Linked DNA regions of Mus musculus: all the other regions are linked to region 3. Evidence: chromatin loops called from intact Hi-C (ENCODE). Cell type or tissue: heart. All regions are shown on one strand.

Region 1 (8,000 bases), 210 kb after region 3:
TATGGTTTTCAATAGTGGAGTTGCAAAGAAATCAAGAATTTGTTTTGTTTTTTTAATTTTCCTGGCAAAATGCCTCAGATACCCTCTCACCCAGGAAGTGGTGTTCTAGAGCCATTAAGCTTGTAAGGCCGTGCAGATAGGTGCCGTGCCCACGGGTTTCAAAAGCAGGAGGGGGCCATTGAAACTGACAAACCCAAATGGATTTGGAAATAGTGGGTCAAGTGCAAAGACTTCAAGAGCAAAGAGCACATGCAAGCTGCTAGGGAAGGCCGGGAGGGAGGGGTGGGGGGGGTGGGTGTGCTTCGGTGGATAGACAAGTGTCTGAGAGTTTGGAGGCTGAAGCAAATTTGACAGGGGGTGGGGGTTGGAGACAAAGGAAGGTGATCTTAGCTGGGTTCTGTCCTAACACAATGAATTCAGACAATTCAGCCCCTGGCTATTTGACTCTGTCCTTTGCTCTGGCCCTGGGGGCGGTGGTGAGAGGAGTTGGTGGGTCTCCTCTCTGGATCCCTTTCCCGCTGGCTAAACCGCCTTTGATATCTGTGGTATCTATTGGAAAGTGTATCTTCAGTGCCTGGGGGATGTGTCTGGACCCAAGCATCCAAGCTCTGTGAAAGTTTGCAGTTTCCCGAAGTAGAAATCAGGACCTGTAAACTTGTGCCTCCAGCCTCTGCTTTAAAAGCACCGCAGACCACTCTCCACCCTGCGGTTTTCCTGGGCCACGGACCGACTTTCTTCCCGCCCGCCCCGCCGGCTCTGGTCCACGATAGGCACTGGGACAGCGTGAGGAGAGAACCCCGCAGGGCTCCGGGACCCCTTCTCAGGGATCGCGCGCGTCGCCCACACTCTCCCGGGCCCTGTAGGACCCTCCCCCCCGGAGGCCGGGCTTCGCCGACCCCTCCCCGAGCGGCGGCCGGAGGCGGGGATGCTGAGTGGCAGCGGCCGGCCTGGGCTGCGAGGTTCGGCCGCCTCCTCCCGCTGCGCCCGCCCCTCGGCCTCCGCCCCGGCGCCGCCGACCCTCGTCTGCTCCCGCCCTCGCCCCTGCGGGTCCGCCGGGGCCAGATCGAGGCTGCAGCGAGGAGGCGGCACAGAGAGCCCGGCTGGGGAAGGCTGCACGCGCCCGGGCCAGAGCGGGGCGTTAGGAGCCGGCTGCCCCGGCCAGGTAGGTGCTGCGCGGGGAGCCCGGGAGGGGGCCGGTCCCCGACAGTGCACGGGGGCGCGGAGGGACGGGCGGCGGGTGCCGGGGCAGGAAGGATCCGCTGCAGCGCCGGCCCGCCGCAGACGTGGAAGAAGTTGAGCCTGGAAGCGCTTTTTCCCGGGGAGCTGTAGTGGTCCCCTCCAGCCCCGGTCCGTACCGCGTGGGTCTCACCGGCCACAGACCTCAGCTGCATCTCAGACCTGGGCTGCATTTTTTGTGGCCAGTGCAGAGGGGTGAGGGCTGGCGAGGAGGTGGGCGGGGAGTTGGGGAACACCACATCTGGGGTGGATGAAGGACTCAGAGAGATGGGTTTGAATGCAGTCCCTACCCCCACCCGGCCGCACTTCTCTCTCAGTCTATTCGCGGTCGCGTGCTCTCTGAACTGAGAAAAGCAAAAAGAGTTTCTTCAAGTCGGCTCAACTTTTCTGTTAATTCAGGAGGTTCGGGAGTTTGTATGGAAGTAAGGGCAAAAGACTCTCATCCTCGCACCCTACCTCACTCCTGCCCGGGCAGTTTCCTGTACTCTGTGCCATGATTGTTTTTGTGCTTGTAGATTACAGCTGGTGACCTATATGGAAAAGTGGAACCACTGCCGGCGAGTGTGTGTTGGAGCCACAGGGCGGCAAGGTGTGGGGGGCTAAGTCAGAGTTCCTTCGAAGGGACTTTAATTCTCTGAACACTCTTCCTGTCCAGCTCAAAGAGAGGATGGGATAAGGAATAATTTATCTTGCTCTTTCTGATGCTCTTCTAATCATTTTTTTTAAAAACTCCCTTTCAAATTAAGAGATAGAGAACACGCATGCGATGGTTAAATATTTTAAAGACAGGGAAGATGAACATCTCTCTCTGCAATCAGGCTAATAGGGCTAGCCTGTGTTGGAACATCTGATTCTGATGAAATATTTGAAAGGTTTAAAGCAATACCAGACGATGTCATTAAAAAAAAATAGAGTGACCTGCAGTAGGTCATACAGAGCAGTGTGGCCTGTGGTCTGTGACAGCATTTTATAGCGGGAGGTGGAGCACTGTAAGCTTAAAGAGAAGAGGGTGGGAAAGGGGGCTGCTCATTTGTCTTGAACCAGTCTAGTTAGGAAGAGTGATTACACTGCAAATGAACATTTGTGAATATAATTTGAGTCATGATACATGAACCAGCCATTTGTCTGAAGGAAAAAAAGGATCTTTGTAGATGAGAGCAAAGCAGTGCCTTATGGGGGAAAAATAAGCATACCGTTTATCCATGTGCGCAACTCAGAATTGACAGCACCTGCTAACAACAGAGGCATGGGCTTAGAGATTTGGCTGCAAGCAAGGTTGAACAAGGCAGGGAGAAAAGTCTACAGCAGGAGATAGTTACAAAAGAATGGATAGAAAACTTCAGGTGTGTGTGTGTACACACACACTGCAAAAAAAAAAAAAAGTCTTCATTTTCTATATATCTTTACTGCAAAGAATTGCCAACACAGGAGGATTAAAATGTAGGAGAGTCCTGGGGCTGGAGAGATGACTCAGTGGTTAAGAGCACTTGCTGAGGTCCCATGACCCAAATCAGACAGCTCCCAACTGGATCAGTGCCTCTGGCTTCCACAGGCGTTTGCACTGTGGACATACCCAGGTGCAAGCACACAACTAGACATAATTAAAAATAAATCTTAAAAAGCTTTTCAGGAGACTCAGATTTAGTCTGTTGGGTCCCCATTGTGTGAAGCCTATGTGAATGTTAGCAAGCTCCGTTCTAGCTCTCCGCTGCGGTCTCTGTGTCTACCTAGTGGGGGCTGGAACTGTGGCTCTGGTGTTATGAGCTCTTGTTGCTCTCTCATGAGGACTGGGGTTCTAAGCCCAGCATCCATCTCAGATGGCTCACAAATGCCTAGGACTCCAGCTCTGAGGGATCCCATGCTCTCTTCTGGCCTTCTCAGGCACTTGTGCATGCATGTGTGCCTACACTTAGTCACACACACAAATAATAAAATTAAATCTCGGAGGTTGCTCTGCAGTCGATAGTGCTTACTACTCTTCTGGGGAGACTGGAGTTTGCCACCACCTGCCTGCAACTCAGGCTCTTTGGGATCAGATGCCCTCTTCTGGCCTCGTCTGGCACTGCACTCACATTCAGGAACTCATACACTGAACAAGTGTACACAAAATTAAAAATAAAATTAATAATAAAATATTTTTAAAAATTGAAAATGGTTGTGAGGGTTCACGTGAGCGTCTCCGGAAGGTTAACTGGTGTCTTTGTTCGGATTTGGGATGGTTCCCCCACACACGAAATGCTCAGAAAACATTAAGGATTGCCAGCACTCTTAAGTTCCCAGGGTAAAAGGGACTCAAGAGTAACTGATTCTCCCACTGAGTGTCTGAGTTGAGCCTTGCCTCTGACAGTCAACATCTAGAAGTTCCCACTCTTAAAAACCTTTTAATGGTTGATGTGATACACACTGCCCAAGAATGCTAAAGTCAATGTTAGAGTCAAAGCTCACTAGTCTTAGAAAGATACAAGTAATCTGTAAGTGCCTAATTCCAGAATTCATTCCATAAAACAAACAAACAAACAACTCCCCCAACCAAACAAATAAAAAAAATCAGCCTTAAAGTACACCTTTATTCAGGTGTATAGACACCAGAGGACAAAGTGAACAGACATCCCTAACTAAACAGTGAACAGAGGAACTGTGCCTGTGGGCTCCTCCTGTCTTCCCCCCAACCCCGTGTGTGTGTGTGTGTGTGTGTGTGTGTGTGTGTTACAGTGCCAGCTTACTCATCTGCCCACTCATTTATCCCGTCATTCAGCAGATGTCTTTAAAGATTCTCTTGTAGGACAGGCTCTGAAGTCAGTCACATTCCGATTTCAGAGTTCTGTGGCACCAGGGTAGGCAGGGGGATGAAGCAGCCAGCCAGTGCCATATAGTGCAAGCATCCTGGCAGCACGGGAGTGGGGTGAAGAGAACCTGGGAGATGACGATCTCGCTACCTGTCTATCTCCCAGGTGGGCTTTCCCTGCATAGAATCCTTGGGGACTGGGGACCCTCTCAGAGGGAGCACTTATGAGGACCCTGTTTGGAGACAGATGACAAAAGGCAGTTTTTGAGTTGAGTTCTCTTGGAATGAAAATTGAATTTTGGCCTTCCAGAGAGATGTGCAGCCTAGGATTTGGCTGCAGAGACGGGAAGAGACGTTGGATTTCTACAGAGATGCCAAAAGAGTGTGCAACACAATAGTGTCACGTGGCTACAGGCTACAACCTCCCTCCCTTGCCTGGCCAGTTAGAGCAAAGTGAGCAAAGACTTGCTTAACAAAACAAAGTTCTTGATCAGGTAACTGTACCCTGTGTTGCTCCTTCTAATTGTGGGAGTATGTCAACTCATTCATCCATCCATCCATTCATCCATCCATCCATCCATCCATCAGGTAATATCTTTGTAGTGCTGCAGGTCATTTGTGTCCTTGTGACTGAAGCTTTTGAAATTTTCTCTCCTTTCAACAAACCCAAGTGGGAATAATTAAGCCCCTGACCCTTGACCTCAGCAGCCAAGCTCATACTGATGCTATCCGGCAGACTTGATAGAATCTGTTACTTTGAACTGGAATCCGTGTCATACACAGAATGGCGTTGAGCATGTGTGGGAGAGAGGATGTATAACTAACGGAATGGATTCTGAGTCTGCACACACGTGTTTTAGATGTTGCACATGCGTGTTGTAGATGTTTGCATTTTCCTGTCTTCGGATGTTGAAGCCACACACCCTTGAAGAAGGGTTTCATTGAGGTCCTGAGTGGGGGTCCTGCTCTGAGGTTAGTAAATAACCTTATGAGAGCTCGTCTCTTTTATTCTGAGGACACAATGAGGAAATCGTGTGTATTTCTTTAGAGCACCTAGTCTATAGTATTTGTTAATAGCAGCCTGACAGTCTTACACACACACACACACACACACACACACGCGCACACGAGTGTGTGCATACTGACCTATTGACCTTCACTAGCTAAGAGTGTGAGTTAGTTTTGTGCATGTCTACACCACACTGAACATAATTTAAAAGGTGTGTTATCTGTATGTTTTCTTAGTTTAACCTTAAACCATGGGGTCAAGAGAAATACCTGGGTTCTGCTTTGTGGTTTGGCTGGCCAGAAAGGTGACCTTTCTGTGTTTTTACTCTTCTACATGTGGGTTTGCTCTGACTTTGATTGAATACCACATCTTATTGACTAGGTTGTTTTTATTGACACTGATAAAATATTTCTGTGAAACTTAAAGAGGATTTTTAGAGCTGTTTACTTAGGGGTGAGCTTGTTAGGTTTAACAAGACTTTTAAAAAAAGCTTCATATGGTTTATAAAGTAATATAGGCTAACCTTGGGTTATGGTTATAACAGTTAAATGAAAAACATTGGGTATTTTATACCACTCCCGAGGAATAATATTCAACATTATTGAGGTAACGGTAGCAGCACATACATACAGTTCTTATACTTTGTTCCTAAGGAGAATTTCAGCTAGGCATAACCAGACTGCAGCTTCGTGGATTGGCTAATACGTGGAAGTCGTGTGCCCCAGTCCTCTGTTAGTGGGCTGGGTGTGGATTGCTGCAGGCACCTGTTGCAGATGTGTAGGCACCTGTTGCAGATGTGTGTGTGTGTGTGTGTGTGTGTGTGTGTGTGTGTGTGCTTCAGCCCCGCCTGTTCTGCACACCTGTTCTCCTCCACATTTTCTGCTTTCCTTACCGGCAGTGGAGGGGAACACACTTATCAACGCCCTGGCCCCTCGCCCCGTGCCCCGCCCCTCACCCACATGCCCCGCCCCCTTGTGGGCTGGTGTTGCTTTCTGGCCTTGGGGGGAGGTGTGGATAGGAGGGTTTTGCTGTTAATTTAAATCTCCTCCGTTTGTGGAACCTTTGAAAGTGTGCCAAGTTGACCCCATGACTGCTCGCTGGATCTCAGGCATGCCGTGTGACTTGGGCACAAATGTGGCTGCCCTCAGTGCTCTGGAGTTAAGCTGAGTTCAGCGGGCCTGATGAATCATTGTCGGTCTGTGTAACCAGTTTGGCACCTCACCTCCCTCGCCCCCCTCGCCCCACTGGGTTGGTAGGATAGAGACTCCGGAGTTTTAACTGGCTATCGTGGTATTTCTGTCTAATTGACAAAAAGCCCTGCCATAAGTACTTTTGGGGCAAGTTAGGGATTTGGGGGTGGGGAAGTGGGGGTGAGTTGGAATTGCAGTTTTCAGCGGAGGGTTCTGAAATAGCTTTCGCAACAAGCTTCCCACATGCCTGGAAAGTTTAGAGGGGTTCCTTTTCCTCTGCTGATTGTATTGTTCAGTGTTTTCTTTCTTTCCTGCGGAGCTGGCCTGTCAGGGGCACCTGGAGTTCAGGCTTCCTTTTTTTGGGGGGCAGGCCACATTGGGCTGAGTGTGCAATTGTTTCCCAGCACTACAGGGGCAGCAGCGAGCCAGGTGGTTGAGGAAGGCCCTGACTGCCTTGGCAGGAGCCTGCCCTCTGATCTGCGGATCAGTGAGGCCAAAACAACTTCTTAAAAAGTTGGGTTTTCCCACCCTCTGGCCCATCGTGATCAAGATTTAGGAACTGAACAATCATGCGTTGGGTCGGAGAGCAATGTTTTGTATGTATATAAAATAACTGCCGTCTGTATACTAAACACACCACGCACTCTGGAGGAACACGGCTCCCGACTTTGAAAATCATTTCAAATCATGGCCTTTCCATTGGACAGGCCAACAAACAGTCGGTCCTGGAAGATGACTCCACCCAGTGAGGCCCATCATAGGATGCTCATGACCTCATCCTTCCTTGCAGGCTTCCCCTGAAGTGGGCTCCTCGTTTACTGGCTATGTGGATCTGCACTGTGGTGGGCATGGCAGACATACTTACAAGGGCTCTGTAAGTCAGTTTTCATCTAGACCTTATTGATTAAGTAGGTATGCCTGGGGTGACTGGTCTGTTCATGTGGGTTTTCCCAGTTTACCCATAGGTCCGTCCTTTTTCTCTCAGTTGGTGCAGGAAGGGCTTCGTCAGAAGAAACAAACCTGGTGTGTGGAATACTTAAATCTGTGATATATATAGCCAAGAAGAACTGTTGGTGCGGACAATAGGGACAAAGAGGCCACAGTTATTAAATAATAATGCAAATGCTTGTGATAGTAGGAAGCAGTGACGGGTTCTGTGTATACCTTGTGTGCCTGGCGGGCCAGCGCTGGTTAGGACAGCTGAGTCACACTACTGTGGCAGGACAGCTTTGGCAAGGAGACGTATGGGCTCTAAGAAAATGCTAGTCTCATCAGTGGGCACCATTATTAACATATCAGTGAAGTTTCTCTGGATGAAAGCATTAAGGAACACATTTTGAATTTTCACCAAGTTAGCTTCCTTTCAGTTTAGATACATATATTTCATTTTTAAAAATCCCTGCCAGTGGGTTATGACCTAAATGCACTGTATTCATGGTATGAAAGTGCCAAAAAAAAGGTGAAATTTAAAAAATCTTGACCATGAGACTTTCCATTTCATCTCGTAAATCTTCAGTTCTCTCAGTTTGGCTTGTCCAGCCAGTGCTGATAATTGGTCTGACCTGGTCATCTTTCAAGTCTTTCTTCCCTCGGGCTTGTGTGTGTTTTTCCTTGGTGAGTTTTGCTCATTGGTCTTTTGAGGCCTTCACTGGTGCTGCCTAGCTGTCCTTGTCATTCCACTGAAGTCCTCTTAGTGACCCAGGGGACATCAGCCTTCCCGCGCAGGCAGCCTGAGGGCAGAGGGCTGAAGTCTCTGCCAAGATACAGAGGAAGCTAATCA
Region 2 (8,000 bases), 350 kb after region 3:
ACGAGTCAGCCGTCAGCATCAGCGTGTCAGGATGGGCACAGTGACACACAGCAGTGCTGCCAACAGACCTGCAGGGACCACTGTCAGACAGCTCACATCCCTCAGTATAAACCGCATCCACAAGATCACAGGATGTCCCTACGTGTCAAAATCCAAACTCACTTTTTAAAATGAAAAAAATGGAAAATACTGTTTCTTATTTCAATTCAACATGTATTTCTCAAAATAAGATCCGCTGTGAACATGACTTGACGTTAAACTTTTCATCACTGTTAGTCACCAGGTAAGAAATCCAGTAGACAACAGAACACCCCTCTGTGTGTACAGCAGCAGCGGAAGCTGGCGCAGGAAATCGCATGGGTTTAGTTACCAGTACGATGCTGGCATGAAGAAAATCCTAAGCCAAAAATGTAATGAACTTGTAGGTAATCTTGCCTACCTCACAAGAGTCCCAGCATTTGATGTGTAGGGCTCACTGTCAAGCACCTATCAAGGTCTAATGCAATGGGAAAGCTGTTGGATTGTATTGCTGAGGGTTTTACACTAACTCTTTTATACTATATTTAGCATGTGATAAAACAGTACAAAGATTGGTTTTAATAAAAGTCAAATAAGTATCTGTATTAAAGCTACAAGTATAATTTGTGCCTCAACTGCTAATACAGTATTTAAAATTATACAAACAAACATCCAGTAAACATTATTTTATTTTATGACACTCTGCATTAATACAATAAATATACAAAACTTCCAAACCACTGAAAACATGCAACATGAGAGGGCCACATGGAGGGCGTTTACACAGAACCGTGACATACCACAGGGGCAGCGCAGTAGTACACGCACCTACACAATACACAAACATCCCTAGAGCAATGAACCGAGCCCCAAATCACAAATCACCAAGCAATCGTTTCCAGTGATCAGACCCGAGTTTTAAATAAAACAGTCACCATTTAACATCGCCAACTAAGACGTGACATGGATGCCTGTCCTCGTGCAGCTCGTCTCATGGCTGCAGTAACATTGGGATTGAATAGAAGACGTCAACAGGCTTTCACCAAATCACAGTGCACTGCTGACAGACTGCTGCTGAGAGGACAGCAGGTAAGGGCTTCGAGCCGCTCCCACCTGACCCAGCCACAGACACCACCATGGCTGTAAAGCTCCTTTGTGTTTTCAAACAACATAATCTCTTTCAAACGTGTATGAATCCAAACAATTGGATTGAAAACAGCATTTTCCTTGTTCATACGCAAAAACATAATGTGAGTTATAACTATTCTTTTCCATTTAATAATACCACCTCTGGGGACCTCCACATAATGGACAGGGAACATTCCCAATTTTGAAAATAAAAAACTATTAGCATTTTGTGAATCTCTGATGTGTCTCTTATTTGTACATCAGAGAAGAATAAGCCTGGATTTAGAATATAAGTACTGGTGTTTCTGTGAACTCTTACACCCTTAGTGACCTCAGTGTCCATCAAACCACACTGGATGAAGCACAGTCGCTCAGCAGCCACACATGAGCAGGTGAGAACGAAGGGGAATCCTACTCATGGGGACTCAAAACACAACTCCAAAGTCATACTCTGAATTCTACCTTTTCCTCAATCAAAGAAACATTTTTGGACTATTGTACTTAGTAAATTCCCAAGCAAATCTAGCATGGCCCTGCATGGGCAGATGTATAATCCAATACCACAGACCTCAAGGAACTGCACCCCAGCTCTGCACAGAGTCCCCGACTGCAGCCTTGGGGACAGGGTACAGTGGCTCAGCCACTCACTTCAGCTCATTTTTAAAGGATATCCTGTCTTTGACAGCCCATCTTTGTTTAAAGTCAACTTGGGTAAGTTGCAGCCTATCTATCATTTTGCAATCTAAACTAGTGAGACTTCCAAACTACAACAGTCTGCCTTACAAATGTTCTTGAGACAGCTAATCAGCATTAAAAATGATTAAAAGTCTCAACCCACATCAGTTTGTGCTGCACCATAACAATGTAAATTGGATGTTACCAATAATGAATATATTACTTGAGCTTTCTCTCCATTGCTTGGTGCAATGTTTCACATGGATTTAGTCTGTCTTAAAAGTAAAAGACAGGTACATTAAGAAATCAAGCATATTAGAATCACAAGGGTCTTTTATTTTTAATGTAACTAAAAGTGAGAGGCTAAAAGAAAAATCCCTTAAATACTGTGTGTTCTTTTTATTCAAGGGTTAGGCTAGCCTTAATACCTGTGTCAAAATCAATCTCTCTCTCTCTCTCTCTCTCACACACACACACAAAAACAAACACACACACACACACACACACACACAGCTGCCAAACACAAATCCTAGTTCAATTAAAAAGATAAGACAGAAGAATATATCAAAGTTTTCATACAGTAAAACTTTACTATATGAATACTAAAAATTAAGAGGGAAAAGAAATTATCACTATATTCTATTGCATCAATTCACTACCCTCTCTTTGGATAATGCACTGCACATTATATTAAAGTCTTTATACTCCAGTAAATTTTTACTTAAAAGAAACTATTACAGAAAATCATTTCTGATTCTATAAAGAGCCCCAGATCCTACAACTATAAGCAGTACAGAACCCAAAATACTAATTCATTTCACTTAAGAGACGTGGTGCCCATGCAAGATCAGAGATTGTTATCAAAATAATCAACTAGTCTAAAAATAAAATAAAGGAAGGTAAAATATACATTATCTACTACAGAGCACACAGGCTCTTCTCTGGTGACTGAACCTCATATAAAGCAAGCCAATTTAAAAACACCCAAACTTTTGCTGACCTTGTTCCTTCGTTATTAATAGAGGGGGGAAAAGAAAGAAACATGGTGTCATGTCCAATGTATAGTCTGAATCTCTACTGACTCCTGGAAGAACTTCTGTGGTTACTATCGAGCGCTTTTTAAATCTTAAGTCACATACTCATTTCAGTGTGTCACCACTGAAATAATCTGAGGAACACCATCCCCCAAAAATATGGAGAATATTTATTTAGCAGGTGATAGTTTTCTTCTGTGCAGAGCATGGAAATATTAAGAAACTATTAGGCAAAGTAATAAGACAAGGAAGTTTCTCTGGTTTTTAGACCATGCACATGTGGATTGGAAATACCCATGCTTTTGTGTATTGTGTGTTTCCAACAAAAAATATCTGTAGAATACAGTAACTGGAGAAAAAGATACAGTCCTAAGGAAACAGAGAACTGCTTCCAGGCTCGCTACATCTGGTTACCCTTGAAGGCGTTCTGCGCCGCGCTGGTTGCTGCGGTTGAGGCGGCGTTTGCAGCCGCTGTCTGAACAGTTTTATTGGACATCACTCCCGTTGCAAACTCTTGCTGGGCCTTCTCAAAACTAGCACCTGTTGTGCGGTACAGTCCATGCACCTGAGGAGGCAGAACCAAGGCGAGATGGTGAGATGCGATCCACACATTTGCTCAAACCACCCTGCCGTGTGCGAGGACCAGGCAGAGGTCAGAGGGGAGGTGGGGGGAACAGAAAAGAAAACCCATGAAATCAGCTTTTTACCCTAGGTCCAAAATAAACACAGGAGATGGCCATAGTGGGATTAACGGCGACACAGCGCCTTCAAAGACAGTAGCTGCCCTGTTCGGTCGAAGCAGACCAGGTTAGTCTATGCACTGGAGTACCTCCCCACGCAATGGTGTCGGACACCAACTTAACTGGTTAGCGGGACTCCCTCAGCACTATTCTGAATCATACGCTTCCAACCCCACACTCCTTACAAATGAAAACTACAGCTGAAGACCAGACATTTCAGGAAGTCTTCAAACAGTTAAAACACCTAGATTATCTTGGTTCTTAAAATGAACTAACTTCAAAACTTCTTTTGAAATACAAAAAGCCATTAGTAACTAGTGTACTAATGTGGGCATGAATATTTATGGGCAAGTTCCCAAATCCCATAGAAGACATAATGGAACCCAGGTTCTTCAGGGAATCCAACCTGTACTGCCTTCTTCTCACTTCAATGTTATGCTGTCCCAACTCTTAGTGATTGATTACTCAAAGGGAGATGTTCAGAGCTCCTGACAGCTCTCTGTGGCTCATTCCTGTCTTACTAACTGGCTCCTTTAGAACATCTACCACTTTTGCCCTGAAACACTATCCAGTACTTTGATAGTTCACTGTAGAAACAGAACAAACACAATAAGAAACAACTGATAGAAAATCAAACCTATTTGTGAAAGCTAAGGATTTCTGTCTATGAAGAAGCTCAGGAGATATAAATTCTTTCAACAGTTGGGCAGCGCAGGCTTAAACAACAATACCATGGCAGAAACCAAGGGACAATGAGCGTCCAACCCAACGATAACCTGGTCTAACTCGGGTAACCTGGGTTATCTCAGCTGTGAGATCTCAGAATGAGACTGAATCCTCAAAAGTACATTTACATCATCACAACAAACCAAGACTGCACAGCATGTCTAGAGGGGTGTGTGTGTGTGTGAGAGAGAGGGGGGGAGGGGAGAGGAGAGGAGAGGAGAGAGAGAGAGAAAGAGAGAGAGAGAGAGAGAGAGAGAGAGAGAGAGAGAGAGAGAGAGAGAGAGAGAAGAGAAGAACCGCCTGGCAACGCCTCTAGTCCAGAGCTGGGACTATGCAGACCTTCCTGAGGGCACGAACCGCCCATGAAGAGACTGACCCCTAGTGGTGACACGTTAGAGCTACATACTCCCTACAAGGGGGTCTGTGTGTTTATTTTTGATAATTTATTATTAATTTTTAAGTCAGTGTTGAAGAATCAGTACTCGGATCTCAGTTTACATCAGAGGTAGAAAAGACAAGAGGATTGATGGTTGCTTCAAATTATAATTTAGTTTATATTGCCATGTGTCATATCTCAGCATACCATATAAAAACATCATCTCATCTGACATCCTTAACTTCACAGGTAAGAGTGAGACAGTACCAGCTAACAGTGGATACGTGAGAGAGTCAACCAGTAACCTAATTTTGCATCTCAGATTTAAATTAGTTAAATCTAATTATTAACAGAGTATGCACTAAAATAGAGAATAGACACAATGCTGATAAATACTGTGACTTTATTGGGGAAATGATATTTATTCTGAATGCCTGACATGTGGATATAAGCTCAGTTATACAACTATCCCTTTCATGGAAAAGCAAAAACAGAAGGGGAGAAGAGTCCCTGAGCCTGCTCAGGACTGCCCGGCGTGCAGTCACTGAGTCACTGAGGAGTGAGCTCCCGGTGTCTTTCCTGTAGAACTGCTCTGGGGTGCTCTGCCCCTAGGCCTCTTCTGGCTCTATACCCCTATGTGCTCACTCAGGCTTCACTCACCTCAAGAAGCCAAAACTTCCCAGTCTGAAAACCCAGCCTAGATCTCTTTGCTTGCTTCTCCTTCTCTGTCTAGACGTCTACGGAGCTTATTCACACACATGGTCTACCAGTACTTGAAACCCCACGCCCCAGCCATGGCATCACCCTGACTCCAAACCTGCTCTTTTGATTTGTGCGTGTTGGGGGCGTGCCATCGAGCACCTGCGGAGGTCAGAGGGTAACATGCAGGAGCTGGTCCTCTCCTTCAACCACGTGGTTCCTGGGTCAGACCCAAGTGGTGTGCTTGGCACTTTTACCCACTGAGCCGTCTCATCAGCCCCAAACCTGTTCTTGCTAATGGCCATCCCCTAAGCCAAATGGCCTAGAGAAACCCAACAAGAATGAAGCCTGGCCTCTCTCATAGTGGGAGGAGTCAACTCAGGCTTCCAAGCCCTACCCCCTGCCCACAAATCCTCTATCTACTTCAGGATTACGTCCAAGCTTGTCATGTCTACCCAATCACTCTGTTCCCTAAAACACTTCAGTGAACTACACATTTTTAAAGATTAGAACTTCTTAACAAGGTGTCCTAGTTTTCACAACCCTGCAGGATCTGAGGATGCAGTTGTGTCCAGGCTCCTGTCCACCCCCCACCACGGATCCCTGGGACTTTCTCAGCCCATGCACCACCTCCTCCCGTCCATGCTTAGCCTTCTGTTACCCCTGCATTTGCTACACTGTATCCTCACCTGTCCTGTATGTCCTGACTGCTTCCTTCCCCCTTTCTGATTCCCTTATGTAGGCCGTCAGTCATCAGTGTCTCTCAGCTAAGGCTTTCTCTTGGCACGTTAGCAGCAACCTGCATTCCCCACTACTCTGAAGTTGGGAAACAGGAGGAGGACCTGAGTCCAGGCTTGAGGCTTAGATAACCACAGCAGTACAGGAGGGAAATACAGGGAGCTGGCGGAATTGAGACTTCCCAGCGCCGAGGGTCAGCAGCCCCTGTGCTTGGTACACAAGGTTCAGAGCTTCTGAAAGAAATGAGGCAGCGACTCCAGAAACTCAGGCAGGAGTGCAGGCGAGCCCACAGGCTCCCAGGACGTGAGACACGAGTGGACACTCAGCAGATTCCAAGAGAAAAGCCCTTCAATAGTGGCCAGGGTTACTTCTATATGTACTCCTTGTACACCTTATAAAACTACCAGTTAGTGTAAAGAAAACCATGAAGGAAAGCTAATGCTTAAATAATTCAATGTCTTTAAATTTTAAATATGAACAAAACCAAGTACCTGATGCAATAAATCTACCTGTATTTACTCATCGAGCTAATAAGCTTCATCTTGGAAAAGTACATATTGATAAAAGCACACATTCAGGAGCCTCTTCTGAAATGCTGGCCCCAAAGCTGTCCCTGATTTCTGAATACTCGCATATAAAGCCTGAGATGTCCTGGATGGGAGACAAGCCTAAACATGAAACTCATGTATTGTTTATAATATTGTATATACATACTTCTGTGTACTTTATACATTTTAATGTATTTGCCTTAGATAATTATAATCATAATCTCCCTTGTGAGGTCAGGTAGGGAACTTTCCTCTTATAGTACCAAGTCCATAAGCAAAAAGTTTGTTTTTTTCTTTCTTTCTTTCTTTTTTTTTTTTTAGTTTTTCAAGACAGGGTTTCTCTGTATATCCCTGGCTGTCCTGAGACTCACTTTGTAGACCAGGCTGGCCTCAAACTCAGAAATCTGCCTGTCTCTGCCTCCCGAGTGCTGGGATTAAAGGTGTGCGCCACCACTGCCCGGCGCAAAAAGTTTCTTATTGTTGAACATTTTGGGTTCTGGATTTTCAAGTCAGGGATGTTTTCATTGTTATGTCAATCATAAAATATGATACAATTTTTAAATGCGTCTGTAAACAACCATAAATCATAATCTTTGGAGAGCAAACATGCAACTCCAGAAATGAGCCAGAGTCCCACGGTCTAACAGCAGCAGGCTGGAGGGGCCTTCCCCAGGGCCACTGTGCTGTGTCCGGAGTTGGCTCCCACTTACTTTTTTAAACATGACGAGCGAGATGACCGCGGACGCTGTGAAGAGCGCTGCGATGATTATCATCATGATCCCGACTGGAATGTTCTTGTTGAGACCAGTGAGGGACGAGATCCAACCACTAAAGGACAGCAGACATGTCGTCAGGCAAACGAGTCAGTGCGACTCTCAAGGCAACAACAGGACACCCAGGCAGCACTGTGACACCAGGCAACATCAGCATTCTTCATACGTGATAACTTCTCGAGGCCTCCCATGAGACAATGCTTATTTTACAGATAAGACCCACACTGGGACCTGCAGTGCCGGGTCCCACAGCTAAGAAGCACCAGTCTGTGTCTGCAAGCAAAACACACTCCTGAGCCCCGGAGCTCCCAAATGACTGTATTCTTTAATATACTATGTCACGTACACACACATACATGTATACACACACACACACACATGTATACGCACACACACATGCACACACACCCCCCATCAGACTGGCTAAGATAAAAGACAGTAACACCACTCACTCACAGATCACAAGATCTGGACCAAAATCTCTCACAACTGTTAGAGGGAATATAAAATAGTATGGCTTCTCTAGAAAGTTTGTCAATTTCTTT
Region 3 (8,000 bases):
TTTTCCTTTGGCCTTGGAGCAAGAGTCATCTGCACATCTAAAGACAATCTTTTTCTTGCACTCAGCATCTCAAATTTTTAACCAGACTGCTTCATGTTTGGGCTTATGGAGTTTTTTTTGTCTACCATTGAGTGTTTCCTCCTCTGTTCTTCGGACAGAAGTGCTGGCCAGTTCTTATAATGTTTGTCTGCCTGTCCTGATGCTGGACACCAACCACCAGTGGGATCCTTTAGCATCTGGCAAAGCTTCAGAGAAGGGCTCCGGGGAAATGGAACTGCCCGGGAAGTGGAACTGCCGGGCCCCTTAGTTCAGGTCTCACTGACTTTTCTAAGTCTCTAAAGAGAGTCAGGAAGATGCTGATATTAAGAGTGCTAGTTAACAGCAACTCTGCAGGTTTTGACACATGTAACTAATATTGCATATTTGGAAATACAAAAGCAAAATAGCCAATGCTTACCTAAACGGAATATTCTAGCTTTCTCTGATTTAGCAATCTCCGAGACTCACTGGCCTCTGCATTTTCCCTACCACATATGTAGTAATACATCTATTATTTTGAACCACAAGTCTCTTTTCCTGTCTGTTCATAGGATTTTCAGTTACTTGCTGCTGTCCTGAGCTTGCCAAACCTTCGAGTGCTTCTGCAGTAATTAGCTTATTGTTTCTCAGTTTGGTATTACTGAAAGACTAAGCTGCAGACTCGTGGAGAATTACCTGACCGTCAAGAATGGTTTTTAGGTTTGGGAGAGGAGTTAAATGATTGGTCAGTAAACACTAACACTCCCGAGGGGCCCCCAGATGTAGTTTGCCTGCAAGTTTGTAAAAAGGATAAAAAAAATTTTTTTTAAATAAAGAATTTAAAGTTGAGCATTTTCTGTAAGAGCAAACTATAAGAAAGACAGAAGATTTTACAGGTTTTATTTTTGTTTTTGTTTTTTCTAGAATACATACTTGGTCCTTCTGCTTAGTATAATAGCCACTCGGTCCTTCTGAACTGCTTCTCAGAGGACCTGGAGAACAAAGATTAAGCGTAGCATTGTTATTAAGCGTAGCATCGTTATGCTTTCGGAGAGCAGGCCGCATGCCTCCCTTTGTGCTGATCTTACAGCTTCATCTGAGGAGCTCCCAAACCTGTGCACACCCAAGCTTTAAATTACGAAAAAGTTATCTGCGCCCAGAGTGTTGTAAATTAGAACACTTTTCCGGTTCCCAGTCCCCTCATGACTTTCAGAGAGCAAGTGTTTTCAGTCTTTCAACAGACTTTTGTATCTTTTTGCCCTTAGTACATTTCAAAGAAGAGATAAGAATCTCAGCGGTCTCTCAGTATTCCAAGCAATAGACATCCCTGCCGTCAGAATGAGGAAGTTGCTCTATTTCCGCACTTACAATCCTTCTTGTGAATCCCACAGCCCTGGTTTGGCCTTTCCTCAAATCCATCTTTCTTTATCTCAGCTCTCTGGTGGCCGAGTCAGTTATTTGGTGAATGGCTGCCAAATCACTCACCTTCCCAGCATCCTCTTGGAGCCGCTCAGCAGGATCCTCCCTCGCTGGTTGCTGTCAGGATGGAGGCTGAGGCGGGTGTCCAGGGAGGCCAGCGTCTCTGGCACTTATCTTCCTTGAGTAAAGAAACCACCACAAACCCCTAGAGAGCCTCAGATGAACATCTGGATAAATATTCAGTTTCTGATGCTTCATTTGAATCTCGGGCCGTCCTTACTAAATCACACTGAACTTCATTTAAACCCATGCAAATAGAAAAAGTTCCTGAGTTTTCCCCAATAACAACAAAACCCACCATAATTCAGTCCACTCTTCCGCTTTCAAAAACTTGCTCTCAGTGTAGCATGTGATCTAGCAGGGCTCTAAGCATGGTGCCTGGGAATATAGCTCCAACATCCGGGTTTACCCGGGCCTTAATGCCTGGGTAGTGCTTCCGTGTCAGACATCATGTTAAGGTGGGTTTTGTTATCTTTGCTTTCCAGGCTCAGGGATAAAATATCCTGCCCAGATTCACAGCCCTTGCCTTGAAAGTGTTTCAGTGAAATTAACGAAGTGGAAGTGAAAACAGGTGATCACAGTCACAAAATGGCTAGGTAGATCTTGTTCACACCTAGCCATCATTCTGCTCCTGATTTCTTATGAATCTAAGTCAGAGGAGGGCTGAGGACAGGGTTCAGTGACAGAGCACTTGCCTCACATGTAGGAGACAATCAGTTACACACACACACACACACACACACACACACACACACACACACACACACACCACATACAAAAAAAGGAAAAGGAAGAAAGATAGATAATTAGTCTTTGACTAAAAAGGTCTTGATATTATGTCAAGAACCCATATAATTGAAAAAGGCCCTTGTTCTGCCTGCTCCTTGTGTCTGAGCTGTCTGCTTTGTAATGGCCATGTGACTGCCCTTCTGGTTTCAGGTTTTGTTTTGTTTTGTTTTGTTTTTTAAGATTTATTTGGGGGCTGTCAGAGCCATGAAGCTGGGGTTACAGGCAGTTGTGAGCTGCCTTACAAGGATCCCGAAAACCAAACCTGGGTCCCCTGCAGAAGTAGCGAGTACTGTTGATCACCCAGCCATCTCTCCAACAGTCTGATTTCATCTCTTTTGACAGGTCAGGTTACTGCTTACAAAGGAAGAAGGGATCTTGTCTCTTTGTCTTACTTATACCATGAGAGGAGGAATTTGTATGTCTCATACACAGGCTGCCATGTTCTAATCTAGGGGGGCTCTGCCACATGGCAGAACTGAAAATGGGTTTGCTAAGCTGCAATCTGGAGAGCCTCTTCCAGACCAGGGTTTTCCAAAGTGCTCTTCTGCAGCCCCCGTGACGCTCGGCATGACTGAGCAGGTACCCAGGGGACAAGCTATTCTTGTATTTGCAGGTTTGATACTTGCTCAAACCCTCACTGGGGCCCGATACCTCACTTGATAGTCATCTGTCTATTAGAGTAGCATCCTCTTTCTGTAAGGTCAAGGTCAGGCAATGGCTGGGCAGGGCCTTAGAGAGCCGTGTAGTGTCCAGCGTCAATTCTCAGAGTCTTCACTCGCTATTTGGAGTTGGTGGCCTTTTCTTCATGTATTTGTTCTTTTTCTGTGAGCAGGTCCTCTGTGAGGTCTTGCAAACACAAACAATAAACTTCCTTCTTAGCCCTGAGGAAAGAGGCATAAGGAGGAAAAAGCCACAAAGAGCCAATAAAGAAGATGGAGAAAAGGGTGTGGCCTGGAGAGGTTTGGGGTACTAAGTGCCAGGTTCACAAGAGGTCTGACGTTTAGGCCTTAAGGTTTGAGTCCAGCGGACATGAAGGAGGATGTGCTTATGTGAGGAAACCGGTTTATGCGAGTTAGCCTGAAAGGTCATGGTGTATTCTAACAGTGGGAGAGCTTAGTTGTGCGTGACCGAAGCGTAAGCACTCATAGGCTTGGGTGCCCACAGAGCAGGCTGAGGCCATGCGTGTAAAGGATTCTTTCTGTCAGCAGGGTTGAAGTCTCAGCTTTCCTGTGATGGGCAGTCAACTGGGCCTTTAAACATACATGAGTTTGGATCTTTAAAAAACCACCCCTGGTGGCAACTGGATGAAACCTGCTTAGCCCAGGAGCCCAGGAGGGGGACAAGCTTACCCCAGGCAGGTGGCAAGTCCACGTCCAGCCCAGGCAGAGGTGCTTGAACGTGGCCAGACAAATGTGCATTTGAGCATCCGGCTTGATGGCTACGTTCTCAGACTATCTTAGTGCAAGGATATTGAATTTCCCTAGACCTTTAGATAACACTAAGACACAGATTAATTCTCTATTTTGCATTTAGTAATGTAGAAAATGAATCCAAAAGAGTCGGCTATCAACCAGCAGGTACAGCTCTGGGACAAAGAGCCTCCCCACCCCACCTCCCTTTGCAGAACGGTGTTTCTCTACATTTACCCACCACACCCCCAAGGTTGCCCCTTGTAGAGAAGCCTGGTGAGAGGGTGAAGAAGGACACTTTGCTTTTTGGATCAGCGGGAGGAGGAGGTCTTGGGGAAGCCTGGGCTACACAGCAAAGCCACTGGACTGTCTGGGGGAGGGAGGTCCTGAGAATCAATGTTGTCATGGCTCCATTTTAATTTTTATCAGCTGGATACAGATGAGGTGTCAGTTTCATAGACTTGATGTTTTTGCTCAGATTTTTGGCTAACTGATGCTTTTCCATGGTTTCTGACAGTTATTTTTATTTGATAATGAATAATAAAGTGAGATTTGCAGTCTACATCTGACAGCATTTGTTTTATTTTGACAGTTCTTTTCTAGACAGCAAAGGTTTTATAATTAGGTTTTGTGTCTGCCAAAATGTTGCTGAAAGGAAAAAAAAAAAAAAGAACATTTCTCTGGAAAAAAAAGTTTCATAGTTTCCAGCCTGCAAAGCTGGAACCATCTTATTTTGATTTGGAAGCTTTTGCAAAAGTCAGTCAGGAAATTAAACCAAATTTTCTTTTGAAAATGAATTCTTATCAGGAGAAAATTAACCCTGGCTATGTAGAGATTTAGGAGGGAGAATTAGAAGGGGTATGCTTGAAGTATGGTATTTCAATAGTCCTTGTAAAAATCTTCATCTGGATGGATATAGGAAACTCCCTTTTCTACTGTTTTATGAGAGCACATGCATTCTTGCAGTGTAGAGGTGCCACCCCCAGGGGGCGCTGAAGCCTACACCACTCCACCACCCCCACCCCCACCACCCCACCCCCCCCCCCCCAGCACATATGGAAGAATCAGGTGGAAATCATAGGTGTGGCAATTGACAATACTTTCTGCTTAAAGCACTCTTGAAAAGCTGACAGAGGAAGCCATGTTGCTGACCGGAGCTAGGGAGGCTTATCATTGCTAATGGCAGAAACAGCGTGGCGCGATAATCACAGAAACAGTCCTACTACTCACTGCCTTGGCCCCTGGCCGACTGGTGCGAGTTCCTGCAGTAGCGGCAGTGGCCGGATTCGATTTACAATGTTTTCCTCTCTGACTCACTCCTTCAGACTACTTACGATCAGATAGATCAGATCCCAGACACAGCCGCCCTTGTCCCCACCACCTCTGATCTCCACCGCTACCACCATCCAGTACTTTCCATTGAGCACAAGTATGTGGGACCGATAACCACATAGTAACTAGTATTTCAAAGAACGGTGTCTGCTTAAAAAAGAGACAACAGCCTCGTCTGTGGTACTGTGGCACTTCTGTTTACAGCGTGTAGACAGCTGAGCAAAACAGGATCTGTGCTGCCCCAGCCATTCGTGGCACCAGGTTATAAGTATTCCCTTCTTGATCATTTTTTAAAAATAGTTTATTTCTTGAGCTTATAGTATAAGTACATCATTTCTCCCCTCCCTTTCCTCACTCCAAACTCTTCCTTATACCCCTCCTCGCTCTCGCAAATTCATGGCCTCCTTTTTCATTATGTTTTATGCATATATGTATATACATATATACTCTTAAATATATAAATACACTTCCAGTCTGTATAGTGTTGTTTGTATGTATGTTTTGGGGGATGATCACTTAGGGTTTGATAGCCAGCTGGGGTCCTCTTCACTGAAGAAGTCTATTTCTCCCACTCTCAGTACTCCTCGGCTTCGAGTGTATTGTTGAGCACATGTGGGGCTCCTTCTTTGAAGTGTTGATGTATTGGCTATAGAGTCTGACACTCTGAGTATTGAAGGTGATTTGGAATGTGTGTTTTATAAACTTGCATGAGTGATTGAACCTTGAGTTTGGGGTTGGGAGAAAATGCAATACGGGATGCATAGAGGTGGGTAAGGGGTTCAGTGCCCTGACAGCTTTTATAGAGGCCTGGGGCTTGGTTTCAGGAATTCACATAGCACCTGACTACTGCTTATAACTCCAGCTCCCAGAGACCCAGTGCTACCTTCTGACCTCTGCAGGCACCTGCACACATGTGCACATGAACTCACAGAAGAACACACACATAAATATTGAAAGAAATCAATGGAGTTTAAAGAAAAAGTCATATACACCTTTGATATCAAATTATGAGATCCATTGTCACCAGGCACATGCAGAAGAGATCTTACCTTCATCTAGCCTAACCTAAGACCCCTCTACACTCTTCTCTGTGAAGCAAAGAAAGGAGCATGTGTCAGAGACTGCATGAGAAGCCTCTGTGATAATGGATCCTAAACATCTTTTATAATAGCAATAAAAGAGGCCCCTGGAAGTGACTCTCCTCCCTCTGTCTCATGGGAGGAGTGCATTAGCTCTGCTAGGCTGATGATGTTGCTTATACCTTGCTTAGGGAAATGAAGCTCTTTTAAAAGCCCACACTACACTAGGAATGTCAGGCCCTGGCACTATAAGGCAGAGACTGGAGCTCAGAAGTCCTCACTAGATGCCTAGCTTTTCCATTCTCAGCTACTTCCTCCTCCTTCTCCTCCTCCTCCTCTATCCTCTTCTTCCTCCTCTTCTTCTTCCTCCTCTTCTTCCTCTTCCTCCTCCTCTTCTTCCTCTTCCTCCTCCTCTTCTTCATCCTCTTCTTCCTCTTCCTCCTCCTCCTCTTCTTATTCCTCCTCTTCCTTCTCCTCTTCTTCCTCCCCCTCTTCCTCCTCTTCTTCCTCCTCCTCTTCTTCCTCTTCCTCCTCCTCTTCTTATTCTTCCTCTTCCTCCTCCTCTTCTTCCTCCTCCTCTTCCTCCTTCTCCTCCTCTTTCTCCTCTTCCTCCTCTTCTCCATTTCACAAGATCATTATAATCTAGACTTTTGGAAATAGCTGTGGATATGATAATAGTCACAACTATTTATTGAACACTCAGGAATTAGGAGCCTTGGCAAAAATAATCCTAAATGGTATAATGCTGTGGGAAATAAAATAAAAAATAAAGAACTCAGCAAGCTCCTGCTCTTGTTCCGGGCACCTCTCTACCTTGATGGTCTGGCTGGCCATGCACTGGTGGGCAATGGCTGACCTGTTTTTACCTCTGACTCAGAGCTCCAAAATCTTTCCATCCAGCTCTCTAGGTTCCCATAGATGGGTGGTTACCACACCAGCCCCATGCTTCAAAGCCCTGTGACCTTTGTTGCACCTCAGGCAAACCCACACTTTGCCACTGTCCCTTTCTCTCTTGAACCCAGATGAGCCTCTGCATGAAGGAAAATGGAACACAATCGCTGGGTGCAACAACTAAAATCCTAACTTGTAAGCCTTATTAAATTTAAATCAGGTGGCAAATCCCAATGGATCCACCTTTGAAACTGGGAGACACTCATAATTACATCTTGTCCTCATGCTATCCCTGTCCAAAGAGGACCTAACTCTCTCCTGCTTCCTCTTTTCCTCTGTCCAACCTAGAAGTCCCTCCTATTTGCCCAGTGACTGGCTCCTGTATTTATTAGATGATTGGTTCATAAGAACAGCACCAGTCATATCCACAAAAGTATAATTTTATTCTAACCTTAAAACAGGAGGAAGAAATTATAGTCTTCACAAGGAAGATGGAGAAACTGAGGTAGCATGCTGTCCCTGGTCACCCAGTAGTGAGTAGCTGCCCTTAGCTGTCAGTTATGTCTCTGTCTAATCTTAGGCTTTGGAATCTTGTGAAATCCAAGTGGTACCTGATGTTGAGTTAGTACTTAAACGTTTTGAGTTATTGTTTTCCATAGACACCCTGTGCTGTATTATAGAGTCCTCTGTATTCAATGCTTAGGGCTCTGTTTCAGTCCACTATGTCCACCATGGTCTGAAAAATAGTAAGTGGAAACTTACAAAATAAATAGCTTCCAAATTTTTGTTTTTGTTTTTGTTTTTTTTCAAGACAGGGTTTCTCTGTATAGCCCTGGCTGTCCTGGAACTCACTTTGTAGACCAGGCTGGCCTCGAACTCAGAAATCCGCCTGCCTCTGCCTCCCAAGTGCTGGGATTAAAGGCGTGTGCCACCACGCCCGGCAGCTTCCAAGTTTTAAACTGCACTTCCTTCTGCATGGAAACTTGTAGTGCAATGCAGTCTT

What was found. A loop is a pair of places that touch in the nucleus more often than their neighbours do. Peaks named below come from ENCODE experiments on the same cell type or tissue, not always from the same donor. Only the 100,000 strongest peaks of a DNase experiment are listed, where the experiment ranks them.
Region 1: a loop joins it to region 3, with 4 times the contacts of the local background. A loop is called at or near these places in 16 of 42 quality-filtered maps.
Region 2: a loop joins it to region 3, with 10 times the contacts of the local background. A loop is called at or near these places in 6 of 42 quality-filtered maps.

The regions. Positions count from the first base shown.
Region 1 is chr13:94,056,745-94,064,744 of GRCm38, forward strand. It overlaps Lhfpl2 (lipoma HMGIC fusion partner-like 2), which reads left to right and starts at 1,052. Exons shown (of 4, transcript NM_172589.2): 1 at 1,052-1,162. In heart, CTCF peaks have their summits at 3,290 (motif pointing left) and 6,637; DNase peaks (open chromatin) are centred at 867, 1,207, 6,177 and 7,987; H3K4me3 peaks cover 3,267 bases; H3K27ac peaks cover 3,101 bases.
Region 2 is chr13:94,200,744-94,208,743 of GRCm38, forward strand. Scamp1 (secretory carrier membrane protein 1) reads right to left here. Exons shown (of 9, transcript NM_029153.1): 8 at 7,393-7,510; 9 at 690-3,420. The coding sequence ends at 3,256. Among named protein-coding and RNA genes, the nearest start is that of Scamp1, 81 kb to the right of the region's middle. In heart, a CTCF peak has its summit at 4,722 (motif pointing left); a DNase peak (open chromatin) is centred at 5,532.
Region 3 is chr13:93,851,125-93,859,124 of GRCm38, forward strand. The region is part of intron 4 of Arsb (arylsulfatase B); the gene reads left to right. Among named protein-coding and RNA genes, the nearest start is that of Mir5624, 64 kb to the left of the region's middle. In heart, CTCF peaks have their summits at 4,628 and 4,827; DNase peaks (open chromatin) are centred at 1,507 and 4,907; H3K4me3 peaks cover 532 bases; H3K27ac peaks cover 895 bases.